Regions from separate parts of the Homo sapiens genome. Here region 1 is linked to region 2. Evidence: read pairs that join two places in POLR2A ChIA-PET (ENCODE). Cell type or tissue: HepG2. All regions are shown on one strand. Each heading gives the region's core, and the rest is flanking DNA. Links, peaks and the distances in the headings are about the cores only.

What was found. ChIA-PET counts read pairs that join two places held together with the same protein. Peaks named below come from ENCODE experiments on the same cell type or tissue, not always from the same donor. Only the 100,000 strongest peaks of a DNase experiment are listed, where the experiment ranks them.
Region 1: POLR2A ChIA-PET joins it to region 2 with 6 read pairs; 7 of 35 experiments call an interaction of 5 or more read pairs at or near these places.

What each region holds. Positions count from the first base shown.
Region 1 is chr9:130,926,128-130,930,510 of GRCh38, reverse strand. It overlaps FIBCD1 (fibrinogen C domain containing 1), which reads left to right. Exons shown (of 7, transcript NM_032843.5): 2 at 465-944. Among named protein-coding and RNA genes, the nearest start is that of FIBCD1, 11 kb to the left of the region's middle. RefSeq lists enhancers at 235-779, 4,266-4,315. In HepG2, for the core only: no CTCF peak of the experiment used is centred there; DNase peaks (open chromatin) are centred at 1,860 and 2,380; H3K27me3 peaks cover 3,774 bases.
Region 2 is chr9:130,702,767-130,707,149 of GRCh38, reverse strand. It overlaps EXOSC2 (exosome component 2), which reads right to left. Exons shown (of 9, transcript NM_014285.7): 8 at 3,969-4,097; 9 at 2,258-3,456. The coding sequence ends at 3,376. Among named protein-coding and RNA genes, the nearest start is that of EXOSC2, 11 kb to the right of the region's middle. In HepG2, for the core only: no CTCF peak of the experiment used is centred there; no DNase peak of the experiment used is centred there.

The DNA.
Region 1 (4,383 bases), core at 217-4,216, 220 kb before region 2:
TTTCTATTTCCCATCCTGTCCGTCTCCATCTCCCTGCATCTCCCCGCGTCTCCCTGCGTCTCCCCGCATCTCCCCATGTCTCCCCGTGTCTCCCCGCGTCTCCCCGCATCTCCCCATGTCTCCCCGCATCTCCCTGCGTCTCCCTGTGTCTCCCTGCATCTCCCTGCGTCTCCCCGCGTCTCCCCGTCTCTCCCTATGTCTCCACCTCCCCTCTGGGGCTCTGTCTCTCTCCACTTTCTCCCTGAGGCGCTCACTGTGTCCCTCTCACTGCATCTGTGGCTGTCCCTGTCTCTCTGTCTCCCCTTGGACTGTCTCTCAGTGCCTGTCTCATCTCAGTCTCTGTGCCACGCCCTTGCCCAGCCCCCCAAGAAGGGGGTCCTCTGACCCCAGGTATGCCTCTAATGCTGGCCCCTTCTCTCTCCCGTCTGTCTGTCTGTGTCTGTGCGTCCCGGGCGGGCCTGCAGCGGCCGAGCTGCGGCTACGTGCTGTGCACCGTGCTGCTGGCCCTGGCTGTGCTGCTGGCTGTAGCTGTCACCGGTGCCGTGCTCTTCCTGAACCACGCCCACGCGCCGGGCACGGCGCCCCCACCTGTCGTCAGCACTGGGGCTGCCAGCGCCAACAGCGCCCTGGTCACTGTGGAAAGGGCGGACAGCTCGCACCTCAGCATCCTCATTGACCCGCGCTGCCCCGACCTCACCGACAGCTTCGCACGCCTGGAGAGCGCCCAGGCCTCGGTGCTGCAGGCGCTGACAGAGCACCAGGCCCAGCCACGGCTGGTGGGCGACCAGGAGCAGGAGCTGCTGGACACGCTGGCCGACCAGCTGCCCCGGCTGCTGGCCCGAGCCTCAGAGCTGCAGACGGAGTGCATGGGGCTGCGGAAGGGGCATGGCACGCTGGGCCAGGGCCTCAGCGCCCTGCAGAGTGAGCAGGGCCGCCTCATCCAGGTAGGGCTGGGGTCTGCATCTTGGGGTCTTGCTGGAGGCGAGGGGTTGGTGCTGCTGCTGCCATGTGCCAGGCGCCTGATGTCCATGGCCTCACTTAATCCCCAAGGCCCCAGACAAGGGGCTACTGCTGTTCCCATCTACAGACAAGCCCATGAAGCTCAGGGAGGCGCAGTCACTCATCCAGGGCCGCACAGCTACTGGGAGCCAGGATTCAAATCCTGTTTCTTTCCCGGTGACCCGGTAAACTGTACAGCACCCCACGGCACTTGGCACTCAGTAAATCCAGGGCTTGGGGCTTCCCCAGTGCTCCAGGGTACAGGTGAGGCAGGGCATTCCCCCATCAGGAGCAAATCGAGGCTCAGAGAGGGGATGCGACTTGCTGAAGGGCATGTGGCTGATCAGTGCTACCCCCTCAGAGCCGCACCCCATCTCTCCATACCCCCTCCCAGTTCACACCATGCAATACCCACAGCTTCCCAGGGACAGAGAGACCAGTCCAGGCAGCCCAGCCAGACCCCTAGCCTGTCCCAAACCACCTCCACCCTCCCCACCCCTGCCCCCAGCCAAGCCAGGCTCCAGCCAGCTCCAGGTGGGTCTGGGTGAAGGCTTTCCAGCTTCGGCTCTGAGACCATGCTGGAAGCACCACCCACAAGAAGTTCCTCCTTCATAGGATGAGGGATTTGGGATCGTCTCATCTGCCTCCACCATTTTCCAAGACAGAAAATGGTGGCCTAGAAATGGGTGGTGATTTTTCCTGGGTGCCGTGGCCAGGTCAGACCTGGAATCCAGCCCCTGCTGGAGCCCTGCCCGGCCCCTGGCCCTGTGCCACGTTCTCCCGGTGACTCAGATCCCTGGAGGCTAGGAGCCAAGCCCCTGCCCCCACGGGCGCCCAAGCCCCTTCCGCCCCACCGCCCCCAGCAGCCACTGAGAGATCCAGGCATTTGGTCACTCAGCTGCTCATGAGCAATGGGCCCTTTCCCTCCCTTTGAAGGCAGCAGCTGGAGAAATTACAGTCCTCATCACCCTGTCTGGGTGACTGATGGGAAGGTGGCTTCCCCCTCCCGGGGTAGAGGGATGTTTAGACCGCCTTCCAGCTGCCCCTCCATGTGCAACTTCCCCAGGCCTCATCAGCAGGGCTGGGGGCTGGGGGTACCTCCTGACTTTCTGGCTGACCTGGGACCCCCACCTCACTCCAAATTGCTCAGCCCCTGGTCAGCTCAGGCCCAGTTCATGAAGGCCCACCCTTAGAGCTGGGGTGGGGTATTTAGAAGGAGGGACCCCAGAGTCCTGCCCTCCCAATAGCCTGCGCAGAGGTACAGAGTATTCCCACAAGACTAACAGCCTTTCTGGGCCCAGGAGTGCCAGCTCACCTGACATATTTACTTCCCCAAAAATGTTTGATTTGACTCATTCCCCACAGACTGGATGATTCAAGAGACAGTGGGTCTTTATGTTTCATTCAGAGGCAGCGAGCCGTGCTCCTAACTCCTCCCTTCCAAGCTTCCCAGACCCTCAGCTGATCAGCACAGATGTGGGTTTCTCAAAGCTGTGCCTACAGGCAGCCTGGGTTGGAATCGCCAGAGGTGCTTGTTAAAAGGCAGCTTCCCGGCCAGGTGCAGTGGCTCATGCTGTAATCCCAGCACTTTGGGAAGCCGAGGCGGGCAGATCACTTGAGGTCAGGAGTTCAAAACCAGCCTGGCCAACATGGTGAAACCCCGTCTCGACTAAAAATACAAAAATTAGCCAGGCGGGCGCCTGTAATCCCAGCTACTCAGGAGGCTGAGGCAGGGAAATTGCTCGAACCCGGAAGGCAGAGGTTGCAGTGAGCCGAGATCACGCCACTGCACTCCAGCCTGAGCAACAGAGCGAGACTCTGTCTCAAAAAAAGGAAAAGGCAAGTTCCTGGGCCTCATCCCCAACCCCCTGCAGCCCCCCAGCCGGGGTTGATTCTCATGTGTAGTCCCTGAGGCCTGCTGGTCACGGCTGAGCTGAGCCATTCTGCCCTGAGGGTGTGAGTCCGCAGAGCTGGGATCCAGTCCAGGCCCCATCTGTGCCAGCTGTGGGATGCCGGGCAGGTTGCTTCCCCTCTCTGGGCTGGGTCTTGTCACCCGTGAGATGTGCATAACACAGTCTATGCTGAGGGGATATTGGAGCGCCTGGCTACAGGGCTTGGCTGGCTCTGTCACGTGGGGGATACTCATGGTCTGCACCATCAACGTCTCCTTATTATTATAGTAGAAATTGTTTGTGAGCTGAAATTTAAACCTATAGGGAGCCACCATGCCACTATTGAAAACTCCCTTTTCTTTTTTCTTTTTTTTTTTTCGAGACAGTCTTACTCCGTCACCCATGCTAGAGAGCAGTGGCACAATCAGGGCTTACTGCAACCTCCACCTCCTGGGCTCAGACAATCCTCCCACCTCAGCCTTCTAAGTAGCAGTCACTACAAGTGTGCACCACCATGTCTAGCTAATTTTTTTGATTAAAATTTTTTTGTAGAGAGGTCTTGCTATGGTGCTCAGGCTGGTCTCAAACTCCTGGCCTCAAGCAATCCACCCACCTCGGCCTCCCCACGTGCTAAGATTACTGTGTTGGGCCGAAAATCCCTTTTCTGGTAGGAGTGATAGGCCTATACCATGTGCTGGGCTCCGCGTTAATAGGCACTTTGCAGCCCCATAACGCCAGGAGGTTAGTACATTTGTTATCCCATTTTATTTTATTTTAATTCATTTATTTATTTTTTGAGACACGGTTGTCTCGCTCTGTCACCCAGCTGGAGTGCAGTGGTTCAATCTCGGCTCACTGCAACCTCCGCCTCCCAGGTTCAAGCGATTCTCCTGCCTCAGCCTCCTGAGTAGCTGGGACTACAGGCGCCCGCCACCACGCCCGGCTAATTTTTTTGTATTTTTAGTAGACACAGAGTTTCACCATGTTGGCCAGGCTGGTCTCAAACTCCTGACCTTAGGTGATCCACCCAACTTGGCCTCCCAAAGTGCTGGGATTACAGGCGTGAGCCACCACACCCGGCCTTGTTATCCCATTTTATGGAGAGGCAGACTGAGGCTCTGAGTGACAGGTGCGTGTGCAAGCTCACTCACACAGCTAAGCAGTGCCGGGGACAGCAGCTCTGACACCACTACCGCTAAGCGCTGTCCAGCCCTCCCCTGATGCGCCTCTGCAGCTCGGCAAGCAGGGACTCACTTCCCCATTAATTCGGGGCATGTTTATATGTACATTTTCAACTTTAATCATCTGCTGGTTTAAACAGAGGTCTTCCCTGCCCGTTAGCAAGAGGGAGGAGGCCGTGCCTGAGTTTTTTTTAGTGCGTTGTGGCCGTGTTGACTCAGATAAATGGGCAGTACCAGTGTGACTTAACCAAGTGATGTTTGCCGCACACACATCGCACGGCGGCCCCCACCTACCGTCTTCCCTCCTGCCC
Region 2 (4,383 bases), core at 142-4,141:
AACATGACAGGTCGATCCATCTAAAGCTGCAACACAGCCTATAGAATATTCAATTGTCTGCAAACTCCCCAAAACTAGTAATACAACTTGGGATAGGAAAAACAAAAAAAGAGGCCAGGAGCTGTGGCTCACACACATAATCCCAGCACTTTGGGAGGCAAAGGTGGGTGGATCGCTTGAGCCTGGGCAACAACAAAAAAATTCGTAAAAATAAAAAAAATAGGCAGCGTGTGGTGGCTCATGCCTGTAATCTCAACACTCTGGGAGGCTAAGGTGGGAAGATGGCTTGAGCAGGAGGGTTGCTTGAGGTCAGGAGTTCAAGACCAGCCTGGGCAACATAGTGAGACTTCATCTCTGCCGAAAAACAAAAAACAAAAACAATTAGCTGGATGTGGTGGCTCAGCACCTGTAGTCCCAGCTACTCAGAAGGCTGAAGTTGGAAACTGGTTGAGACCAGGAGGTTGAGACGTGATTGTGCCACTGCAGTCCAGCCTAGGTGACAGAGCAAGACCCTGTCTCAAAAAAAAAAAAAAAAAAAAAAAGCCAGGCATGGTGGTACGTCACATGCCTGTGGACCCAGCTACTCGGGAGGCTAAGATAGGTTCACTTGAGCCTGGGAGGTAGAGGCTCCAGTGATCTGTGATCCATGCCACCCCACTCCAGCCTGGGTGACAGAGTGAGACCCTGTCTCAAAAAAAGAAAGTGAGGTAAGAAGTTGTTTATTGTGTTGTTATAGAGAAGCATACCATTTAATGAAAAAGAGCCAAGTTGTATTTGAAAGTTATCAAATGCAGTGTTCAAAGTTACTACCATTGAGACTGTCCTAGGTTTACGTGGAGTAGTTAGGGCTCTGTCGGAAGGCATTTTGTCAGCCAAGCCCTTCCTCAGCTGTCCTCAGCTCCTTATTATTACCCGGAACAAAAGAACAGAAAACAATGATGTTAAGACATCTATAGCTGGGCTCAGTGGCTCACGCCTGTAATCCCAGCACTTTGGCAGGCTGAGGCGGGGGGATCACAAGGTCAGGAAATCAAAACCATCCTGGCCAACATGGTAGAATGCCACCTCTACTAAAAATACAAAAATTAGTTGGGCGTGGTGGCACGTGCCTGTAATCCCAGCTACTCGGGAGGCTTAGGCAGGAGAATCGCTTAAACCCAGGAGGCGGAGGTTGCAGTGAGCCGAGATCGCGCCACTGCACTCCAACCTGGTGACAGAGCAAGACTCCGTCTCAAAAAAACAAAAAAAAAAAAGACGTCTATAAATATCAAAAAATATGGCTGGGTGCAGTGGTTCATACCTGTAATCCAAACACTTTGGGAGGCCGAGGCGGGTGGATCACAAGGTCAAGAGATCGAGACCAGCCTGCTCAACATGGTGAAACGATCTCCACTAAAAACACAAAAATTAGCTGGGCGTGTTGGCGCATGCCTATAGTCCCAGCTACTTGGGAGGCTGAGGCAGAATTGCTTGAACCCAGGAGGTGGAGGTTGCAGTGAGCCGAGATCGAGCCACTGCACTCCAGCCTAGCGACACAGCGACACTCTGTCTCAAAAACAAACAAACAAGTTTGCCACATATGTGAAGACAGCGCTTGCATATAGTGTCCCTTTTTTTTTTTTTTTTGAGACAGTCTCACTCTGTCACCCAGGCTGGAATGCAGTGGCACGATCTCAGCTCACTGCAAGCTCCACCTCCCGGGTTCACGTCATTTTCCTGCCTCAGCCTCCCAAGTAGTAGAGCTACAGGTGCCAGCCACCATGCCAGGCTATGGTTTGTTTTTTCTGTATTTTTAGTGGAGACGGGGTTTCACCATGTTAGCCAGGATGGTCTCGATCTGACCTTGTGATCCACCCACCTCAGCCTCCCAAAGTGCTGGGATTACAGGCATGAGCCACCACGTCCGGCCGCCTTTTCTTTTCCTTTCTTTCGAGACAGTCTCACTGTGTCACCTAGGCTGAAGTGCAATGGTGCGATCTCAGCTCACTGCAACTCCGCCTCCCGAATTCAAGCGATTCTCATGCCTCAGCCTCCTGAGTAGCTGACTACATACAGGCTTGTGCCACCACACCCGGCTAATTTTTGTATTTTTGGTAAAGACGAGGTTTCACTGTATTGGCCGGGCTGGTCTTGAACTCCTGACCTCAGGTGATCTGCCCACTCAGCTTCCCAAAGTGCTGGATTACAGGCACATAGCACCCTTGTTTTTAAGAATGTTCCCCCAAACCTACATCAGGGCACCATTTTTAGATAGTCATCAGAAAAAACAATGCACAGGAATTCTCACATTCTTCAGCGAGAACTCTGGCGTCTTTTTATCTTTTAACTCTGAATCATCCACAAGTTAATGCTCCACACTACTTCAATTATAGGATGAAAACAGCTTTGCTTTCCCAGTCTCCATTTTTCTTTGCTTATTTTCTTCATGTTTATCTGAGTACATGGACCCAGAACATTCACTGTATTATCATGAATAATTCAGCATCTTACAAGTCACTCTCCAAGCAGGACAGATTAAGGCAGCCCGGTGTGGACATAATCACATCTATGGCTACAAGGAACACGCAACAGAAAATCAGATTCCAACCAAGCAAAAGGCTGCTTGTTTTTTTTTTTCTTTGAAACACAGTCTCGCTCTGTCACCCAGGCTGGAGTGTGGTACGCGATTTCAGCTCACTGCAACCTCCGCCTCCCAGGTTCAAGTGATTCTCCCACCTCAGCCTCCCAAATAGCTGGGACTACAGGTGCACACCACCACACCTGGCTAATTTTTTGTATTTTTAGTAGAGATGGGGTTTCACCTTGTTGGCCAGGCTGGTCTCGAACTATTGACCTCAGGTGATCTGCCCGCCTTGGCCTCCCTAAGTGCTGGGATTATAGGCGTGAGCCACCGTGCCTGGCCTGCTTGGTTAACTTTATTCTTCCAACTTTACCAGCTGCATTCTCAGTCATTTAAAGGATATAGGAATGGAGGCCAAAACAGACCATTTGGAGGTCAGGGATGCCATGTTTTCTATTGGGGCAATTTCATGGGGCACTGTGCCTTGTGAATGACAGTGAGTGGAAGACAAAGGATTCTCCATATTATTCCAGGATGGGAGCCCATTCGACTGTAACACTGTGCACTTTGAAAGAGCTGAAACTATTCCCTAATACCGGGACTCAGCTGGCAACCCAAGGAAGCACTGTTCATCTGCCACCCAGGCTTGGTGTTAGGACAGGAGAAAGCAGGCCTGTGGGCTGGAGGCCGTCACAGGGCCGTCAATGCAGACAAAGGGATGATCTCTCGAGTCTTTGCTGAGCCACATATGGGGACCACACATCACAGTCTTCACTCCTGCAAGGTCCACAGTCCCGTGCTTCTGGAGCACCTCCTTATCCCTCCTGTTCCAAAAGCCTCTGGCGTGTTTCCATCACAATCTCCTCCATTATTTCTGGCTTTAAGATGTCTTTGATCTGAAAAAGGGAAAAGGCATTTGTTCAGAAAAGAAACCAACCATAAACAGACCACCAAGCCAATCCAAACATAAATCAAGCCGTTAACATAAACTTTCTGTATTCCTTTCATGTCTCAGAGACTAAGCGTTACAAGATATGATCTGCTAGAAGCAGCCTAATAAATCAGCAAGATGCTCTGGGATATAGTCGACAAGAACAAAGATATTATTCTGACATTCATCCAAAAGCTGGCTGAAATTTGGGAGAGGTAAGATGTAGTCCAGAGGTTGCTCTCATAAACTAGTCCCACCTGACACCTCCTGCCCCAAAATCCTTAGACTGACACTAGGCATTGAGAATATTGCAAGTTTCTTAGGGAAAGATCTACCAGACACTCATTAAGGCTGTTTCAGGCCAGTTCATACTGACGGATGTTGGGAAAGTATTGGGGAGATGTGCATATTGTCTCTGAACAAACAACAGAGCAGCTCACAGATCAGTGAAGAAGGGAGAGGCCCTGGGGAGAGTACCTGATGTGGAAGGGATGCTTCATAGCAGTACAGGATGCTGGTATCATACAGCATCATCCTCTGAGTTACCAGCGAGATGATGCAGTTCCGAAGCCGGGATATCACCTCTCGATCAGCAAGAGAGACAGGCTATAAGGAGACACAGAGAGGGGAAGGGAAATACAAACAGGACCAAAATACGTGACCAGCCACAGAAATTCACAAATAAATCATTTATGACTCAGACAGTATCACCCTGGAACTCCAAATCAACCAAACAGCTAATTCCAAGGGAGATTAAAAGGAATGGGGCAGGGTGCAGTGTCTCATGTCTGTAATCCCAGCACTTTGGGAGGCCGAGGCGGGTGGATCACAAGGTCAGGAATTCAAGACCAGCCTGACCAACATGGTGAAACCCCATCTCTACTAAAAATAG